3 separate regions of the Homo sapiens genome follow, and all the other regions are linked to region 1. The links are chromatin loops, found by intact Hi-C in ENCODE. Cell type or tissue: CD14-positive monocyte. All regions are shown on one strand.

Region 1 (2,500 bases):
TTGCATGCTAGTGTTACTCAGTTCTTTCAGTTTGCATTTGGAAGAAACCACTGACATAGAGTGTGATCCAAGTATTAGCTTATGTGAGGTACATATATGATGAAGGAAAGTTAGAAAACTTTTATTTTCTATGTATCATTGAAAATCTATGTTACAGGAAAGGCTGTTTGTTTAGTTAATTATTTTGTCAGCTGTTTTTAGACTGGAAAGACAGACCATCAGCTATTTGTACAGCAAAGAAGGACATCATTACCCAAAAAAAGAGATTGAACCTAAAGTCAGTCTGTATTCTTATTTCCAAAAAGATTTAGAAGTTGAGAAATAAGCCTTTGATATTGAATGAAAATGAAGATTAGAAATACCAGCAAATCATAGCCGTTGAGTGCAGTTTTGCATGCTGTGCAAAAATTGCCAGTGAATAAAAGGTTTTGCTTATCCAAACCAACATATGCCAACTTTTGAGGAAAGAAGTGCTAACTTGAGTTTTTAAAATAAGCGATGAGATTTAAAATACTTCTTTATGACACTGGTGCTGGCAGTAGAGATATTTCTGTGGCTTGCTCCAATGGTGTGTCTTAGTGATATATTCAGTATCTTGATTGGCCAGAATCCACCACTGTAGGCTGAAATGCCAGGATTTTCCTTGTGGAGGGCAAGGTACTGATTTTCCTAAGATGACTAAGCTATAGTGGAGACTGCTCACACTAAGAGCTTACCAACTCTTCCCCCTTGAAAACTTTTCCTCTTAAGAGAGAAAAAAAAATTTTTGTTAGATATATTTTTTAAAGTCCTAACTCTACAGAAGACCATAAGGAAATACTTTTCTGAGCCATGTTAACCAAAGAGTGAATTAGAAATCTGTTCACCACTCCTGCCAAGTGAGAGCCAGGCTTCCAGCATTGGAGTTTGTTCTTCTGTACACATACATAGTAAAAATTATTTGTAACTTCTATGTCTGTATTTAATTCATTTTTCAAAAACTATATGACAGAGCCATCAAACATTTCCATTCCTGGTGACCTATACTTGTGAATTAGAGATTTCTAATTCAATAGATACCAAGAAGAAAGGAAACTGACTTACAATTTAACTTATATATCAAGTTGACTAAAGATCCCTTGGTGAAAAATGGTCAGATTTCATTTATTTCACTAGCAGAAAATAGTTATTCTAATTATGATTTATTGTAAAATTTTATTTGATATTTTAAATGATGATGAATTTTATTTACCTAGAAGAGAGCAGTTAGAAAAACAATAATTAGTGTAGAGTCAGCAGCTACATGCTTCACCACTAGATGGTGCTCCTGCCTCAGCCATCTAAAGTGCTGAATCAGTGATGTGGAAACCAACAAATGTGCTGATGAAGTGTGGCCACTGAATAAGGAGATTTAGGCTATGGAAAAATGGAATACAAATACATTGTCTTATAGTATTAGATAAGTAGGTTAGCACAGGCTAAAAATAGGAAATGCCTAACAGTCAAACTGTTTGCAGATTTTAAAAATTCAAAAAGAAGAGGAGAAAAATAAGCACGAATGGATACAGATTATAAAGTTTTATAATTTTTAACACAGTAATTTCATAAATAATATAAAGTATTTGAGTATATAAATATAAATTTTAGATAGAAAACTCATACTTTAAGATAAATTTACATTCAGAATCAAGAAATAAGGACAAAAATCTTCAATAGAAAAATGTGGTTTAATAATATATATTGAAATTGACTTTAACTTGAGAGAGGGGACATGGAATTATGATAAATCAAATTCTTAATGTTTATTTTCGTACATAAATTTTCTGTGCTAAAAATCCTCCATCGTTTTTACATGAACTTCCGCCAAGCTAGTGCTAAGAATACAGTATTGAGTAAGACATGTTCTCTGTCCTCAGTGACCTCAGAGTCTGAGTGGTTGGGGCCAGTAGAGAAATTAGGCACTGCCTAGTCCCAGCTCCCACCTAATTCAGGAATCCTGTCAACTTCTTCCTAAATACTTGTGGTGAAAAGATGAAAAGAAACCCAGCCACTTCATACAAACTCATTGCTTTATAGGGCTAATTTTAGGAAAGTCTTCCTTATATTGAAGCATTTCAGTATAAATGCATTTCTGTCTAGCAGTTGTAATTCTTCCCTTTGGTGAAACACAGAACAAGTCAGCTTCTTCTTCCGCCCAATAGCCACTCAGATCTTGATCACATCTACACTCTAGTCTTATTTTTTCTCAAGATTAAACATTACTACATTAGTAGCATCTTTCACAATCATTTTGAATATAGTTACACTTACCTGTTTTGTGGTTTTTGCACATTATATATGATTCTATCTATAAATAATAGACAAAAATACTGATATATGTGAAATACTAATTAGAGACCTTTCTTGGGTTGACATTCATCTGCTATGCAAAACTCTGAGTAGAGTTCTTCAAATAGTTATGAAGCCAACCCGTATTTCTCTAACACAAAGATAATACAAAAATCTTTGTTATGTAACTTTC
Region 2 (2,500 bases), 310 kb after region 1:
CATGAACCTAGGAGGCAGAGCTTGCAGTGAGCCGAGATCGCACCACTGCACTCCAGCCTGGGCAACAGTGCAAGACTCCGTCTCAAAAAAAAAAAAAAAAAAAGAAACAGAAACAGTCACAGAGATGTTAAGCAACAGGCCCAAAGACACAGAGCCATTAAGTAGCAAAGTGAAATAACAAAAGCAGTCTGCCTCCAGACTGTGGTCTTAACCAGTATGCTATAATGACTCTTTAATATGATAAAATTAATATGTGGCAACTTGCAGAGACAGGCAGCATTATGAAAGTAAGAAATTTGGCTGGGTGTGGTGGCTCATGCCTGTAATCTTAGCACTTTGGGAGGCTGAGGTGAGTGGATCACCTGAGGTCAGGAGCTCGAGACCAGCCTGGCCAACATGGCAAAACCCCATCTCTACTAAAAATACAAAAACTGCCGGGTGTGGTGGCACATGTCTGTAGTCCTAGCTACTCCAGAGGCTGAGACAGGAGAACTGCTTGAACCTTGGAGGTGTAGGTTACAGAGAGCAAAGACTGCACCATTGCACTCCAGCCTCGGCAACAGAGCAAGACTCCGTCTCAAAAAGAAGAAGAAAAAAAAAAAAAAAAGAAATTTGAGGCCAGTCGTGGTGGCTCACACCTGTAATCTTAGCACTTTGGGAGGCCAAGGTGGGTGGATCACTTGAGGTCAAGAGTTTGATACCAGCCTGGCCAAACAGGTGAAACCCCATCTCTACCAAAAATACAAAAAATTAGCCAGACGTGATGGCATACGCCTTTAGTCCCATACTCTGGAGGCTGAGGCAGAAGGATCACTTGAGCCTGGGAGGCGGAGGTTGCAGTAAGCTGAGATTACGCCACTGCACTCTAGCCTGGGCAACAGAGTGAGACTCCATTTCAAGAAAAAAAAAAAAAAGTAAGTAAGAAATTTGAAAGTTGAATTACTCAAATATATTTATATATAAACAAAAAAGCCAGTTAACTCACTAGACACTGAAAAAGAATAATACAAGAACAAGATATGCTGATTATACAGACTGTCATTTTAAGAAACTAGAATACATTGGAATTTTACTTCCACAAATCCCCTTTCTAGTCAGATTACCTGGATTACAGGAGTGGGAACTGAAGCTAATGGGTGAATACAGAAGAGTAATCTATGCTACTTTATCTACTTCTCTTAGTTCATATAAAATGTCCTTATATTGATGCTTCCTTTCAAATTTTCTTTTTCCTAAATGAAACCAATATTTTATCTTATTTTTAGAAAGCAGCATGGCATCAAAAGCACTTTTTCTGGCTGGGTGGGGCAATTCACACCTATAATCCCAGTACTTTGGGAGGGGGAGGCAGGAGGAACGCTTGAGGCCAGGAGATCAAGATCAGCCTGGGCAACAAAACAAGACCTGTCTCTACAATATATCAGCCAGGTGTGGTGACATGCACCTATAGTCCCAGCTACTCAGGAGGCTGAGGCGGGAGGATCTCTTGAGCCTGGGAGATTGAGGCTGCAGTGAGCCATGACCGTGCCACTGCACTCTGGCCTGAGCAATAGAGTGAGACCCTGTCTCTACAGAAAACCAACTTTTTCCTAGAGTACCTGCAGAAAGGAATTCAGATGGCTCGAGTAGTAAGATCACACTGAGATGTAAATCATAGTATCTTGGTTATATTTTGTATCCATTTTGCAAGTAGCTTTATTAGATTGGCTAAGGTTTTTGCTTCCTGGTAGATCTAGTGAAACCGAGAATTAGAAGACTGAAACCTACATATACCCATATATAAAAGGGCTAAAATAGTTTCAGTTTATCAGTGATCTACTAACCAAGATAAGAGGAGAAACCTCTTAAAGAGACAGGGTCTCACTATGTCTCCCAGGCTGGAGTGCAGTGGCACAATCATAGCTCAATGCAGCCTTGAACTCCTGGGCTCAAGTGATCCTCTTGTCTCAGCCTCCCAAGGGGCTGGGAATATAGATGTGTGCTACCACACCTGGGCTAATTTTATATTTTTTGTAGAGACAAGGTCTTGATATGTTGCTCAGGCTGACTTTGAACTCCTGGGCTCAAACAATCCTCCCGCCTCAGCCTCTCAAAGCGCTGGGCTTACGGGCATTAGCCACCATGCTTAGCCAAGAAGAGAAACCTCTTTCAACAAATTAAGTTGACGTTTTTAAAATACAGTCTTGGCCGGGCGCAGTGGCTCATGCCTGTAATCCCAGCACTTTGGGAGGCCGAGGCAGGCGGATCACAAGGTCAGGAGTTTGAGACCAGCCTGGACAATATGGTGAAACACCGTCTCTACTAAAAATACAAAAAAAATTAGCTGGGCATGGTGGTGCACGCCTGTAATCCCAGCTACTCAGGAGGCTGAGGCAGGAGAATTGCTTGAACCCAGGAGGCGGAGGTTGTGGTGAGCCGAGATCGTGCCATTGCACTCCAGCCTGGGCAACAGAGTGAGACTCTGTCGCAAAAATAAATAAATAAAAATAAAATAAAAGTC
Region 3 (2,500 bases), 1.9 Mb after region 1:
CAGAAACCAGGAGTGAAACAATAGGACACCAAAGACAAAATCTAACCTGAAGTCAGAGGGAAGCCAGTGAGGCTGTTGGTTTAGCAGCCTAGCTCTGATAAATCAGGGAGAGAAGAAGGGAGAACACGTCAAGTGGAGGACAGTGATGAACAGTTGTGGGTAGGTGAGAAAGAATGACCTGTGCAAGAAACAATCAGCAACACAGGGAATTAGGAAAGAGGGAGAAGATAGGGAAAGGGAAGACCAGGGCTACCCAGCCCTTCCTCTGCCAGGTGCCTTGTATATATTACCACTTCCTGAGCAGAGGGTCTTATTAGTCTCCTTTAATAAATATCGTAACTGAGGCTCAGAGAAACTGAGTGAACAACAAAACAAGAAGTTAAACCCAGGACCCTGAATTCCAAATCCCCTGTTCCTTCCACTTTCAATGGTTTCCAAACAATACCCTACAAAAGCAGTATCAGGCTGGCTGCTCAGAATCACCTGGAGAACTTCTTTAAAATTCATGGTTCATAATCCTGGCCTCATCCTAGTCCTACTGGATCAGAATCTGTGGGAGAGAGGATCAGGAAACAGGATTTATTCATAAGCTCCTTAGGGGGTCCTGTGTTGCAGCCAGGTTTGGGACTAATATTTTAGGGGTATCACATCACCTTCAACGTATTTGTAGGAGAGGGGGAAAATGAACTGTTATTTTCCGAGCACCTACTTTGCTTTACTTTATTACAAACACCTCCTGGGCATGGTTCTAAGCATATTATCACACATTGCACTTCCTCAACATGGTTGTGAGATTGGCATCATCTTCACGCTAGTGAGGAAGCTGAGGACAGTTGTGTGACGCCCTGAAAGACTTTAGCTAGTAAGGATCAGAGCTGGAATCCAGGCCTCAACCTGTTGGACTCCCGGTTCCTAGTCTTTGTACCTTCCCACACTAGTAAAGGGGGAAGACCTTATGATAGTGGGAGGAGGAGGAAGGGATCAAGATACTGCAGGTAATAGGGATAATTGTGGAACAGTGTAACAGAAAGATCCACAGGAGTGGCCCAGACTGTGGAAAATGTTGGCTGGGAAAGCGAGTGTGAGGGAAGCTGAGGAATGGGTCCAGGCGCGGGGCATGTAAACTCGCCTAGTATTTCCTGATCCCTGTCTAGTGAGACTTTAGGCGACGTCGAGAAGGCGCTTGTATTCCAAGGGGCTGGCTCCCTCTTGTGGCGGCTGCCGCTCATCACCAAATGCTGTGACCAGGTAGCCCTGCCAAGCGGTGGTGGCAATCTGGCTGCACATTGGAATCGCCTAGGAGCTTTTAAAACGTTCGCATTGCCCAGGCCCATGAAAGCCAAATACCTGGGATGATCTAGACCTGTGCTGTTCAATGCACTAGGCACTAGCCACATGCAGCTCTTTAGCACATGAGTTGTGGCTACTTCGAATTGAGATGATGGAAGTGTAAAATACACACTAAATTTCAAAGACTTAGTATAAGAAAAGAATATAGAATACCTCACTAACAATTTGATATTAATTATATGTGGAAATAATATTTTTAATAAATAGGATTAAATACATTATTTAATTTATCTGTTTTTACTTTTTAAAATACAGACACTAGAAAACAGAATTACACATGTGGCTCACATTTATGACTGGGATTACATATGTAAGATTGCCAGATGTAGCAAATAAAAATACTGGATGTTCAGTTATATTTGAATTCCAGATAAACTCAAGTAATTTTTTGGTATATTTAGTAAATTTTCAGTATAAATGTGTCTCATGCGATACCTGGGATATGCTTATACTAAAAGCAAAATTCATGGTTTATCTAAATTTCAAATTTAACTGGGTGTCCTGTGTTTTTTCTGGCCACCCTAATATGTCTACCAGACAGCACCAATTACACTCTTGATACTCAGAGTGTGGTCTGAGGACTAGCAGCATAGGTCTTAACTGGGAGCTTGTCAGAAATGCAGAATCACAGGCCTCACCTGTAGCCACCAAACTAGAACCTGCAGTTTAACAAAATTCTTAGGTGATTCATGTGGACACCAAGTTTAAGAAGCCCTGAGCTTGAGAGCCACTAGCTGAGTGGAGGCATACAGGAGAAGAAATATGGAGGTCTCCAGCACCCTTGGCCAAGGCAGACAGCCCTGAACTCCAAACCCTGAACCTAACCGCCTCTCTCCTCATCCCCACAATGCCCAGCACAAAAGGTTGGTTGAGTAAACAAATTATTTGTAAATGGGTAAGTGAATGAATGGATAAATAAATAGATGAGTGGGTGGCCAAATTGATGAATGTTTGAGATGGTGAATAAATTCAAGAGCAAATAGCCTGAATGGAGAAATTCCCAGTGAACTCTGGGAACTCTGGCCTACTCAAGGGCCAGCAGAAGGAAGCAGATGGCTCAGATGGAAAAGCAAGCCAAAAAGCTGTCCCTTCCCTGGCTCAGGACAAGACCATGAAAAGAAATGCACTCCTTCTGGCCCAAGATCCACCA

Evidence for each region. Hi-C counts contacts between places; a loop is a spot of excess contacts. Peaks named below come from ENCODE experiments on the same cell type or tissue, not always from the same donor. Only the 100,000 strongest peaks of a DNase experiment are listed, where the experiment ranks them.
Region 2: it touches region 1 in a loop (4-fold over the local background); 46 of 110 quality-filtered maps call a loop at or near these places.
Region 3: it touches region 1 in a loop (6-fold over the local background); 7 of 110 quality-filtered maps call a loop at or near these places.

The regions. Positions count from the first base shown.
Region 1 is chr3:136,074,111-136,076,610 of GRCh38, forward strand. All of the region lies in intron 6 of PPP2R3A (protein phosphatase 2 regulatory subunit B''alpha), which reads left to right. Among named protein-coding and RNA genes, the nearest start is that of PPP2R3A, 110 kb to the left of the region's middle. In CD14-positive monocyte, CTCF peaks have their summits at 1,304 (motif pointing right) and 1,504; DNase peaks (open chromatin) are centred at 1,331 and 1,891; H3K27ac peaks cover 707 bases.
Region 2 is chr3:136,383,871-136,386,370 of GRCh38, forward strand. All of the region lies in intron 22 of STAG1 (STAG1 cohesin complex component), which reads right to left. Among named protein-coding and RNA genes, the nearest start is that of PCCB, 130 kb to the left of the region's middle. In CD14-positive monocyte, no CTCF peak of the experiment used is centred here; no DNase peak of the experiment used is centred here.
Region 3 is chr3:137,970,173-137,972,672 of GRCh38, forward strand. No RefSeq gene overlaps it. Among named protein-coding and RNA genes, the nearest start is that of CLDN18, 39 kb to the right of the region's middle. In CD14-positive monocyte, CTCF peaks have their summits at 1,208 (motif pointing left) and 1,409; no DNase peak of the experiment used is centred here.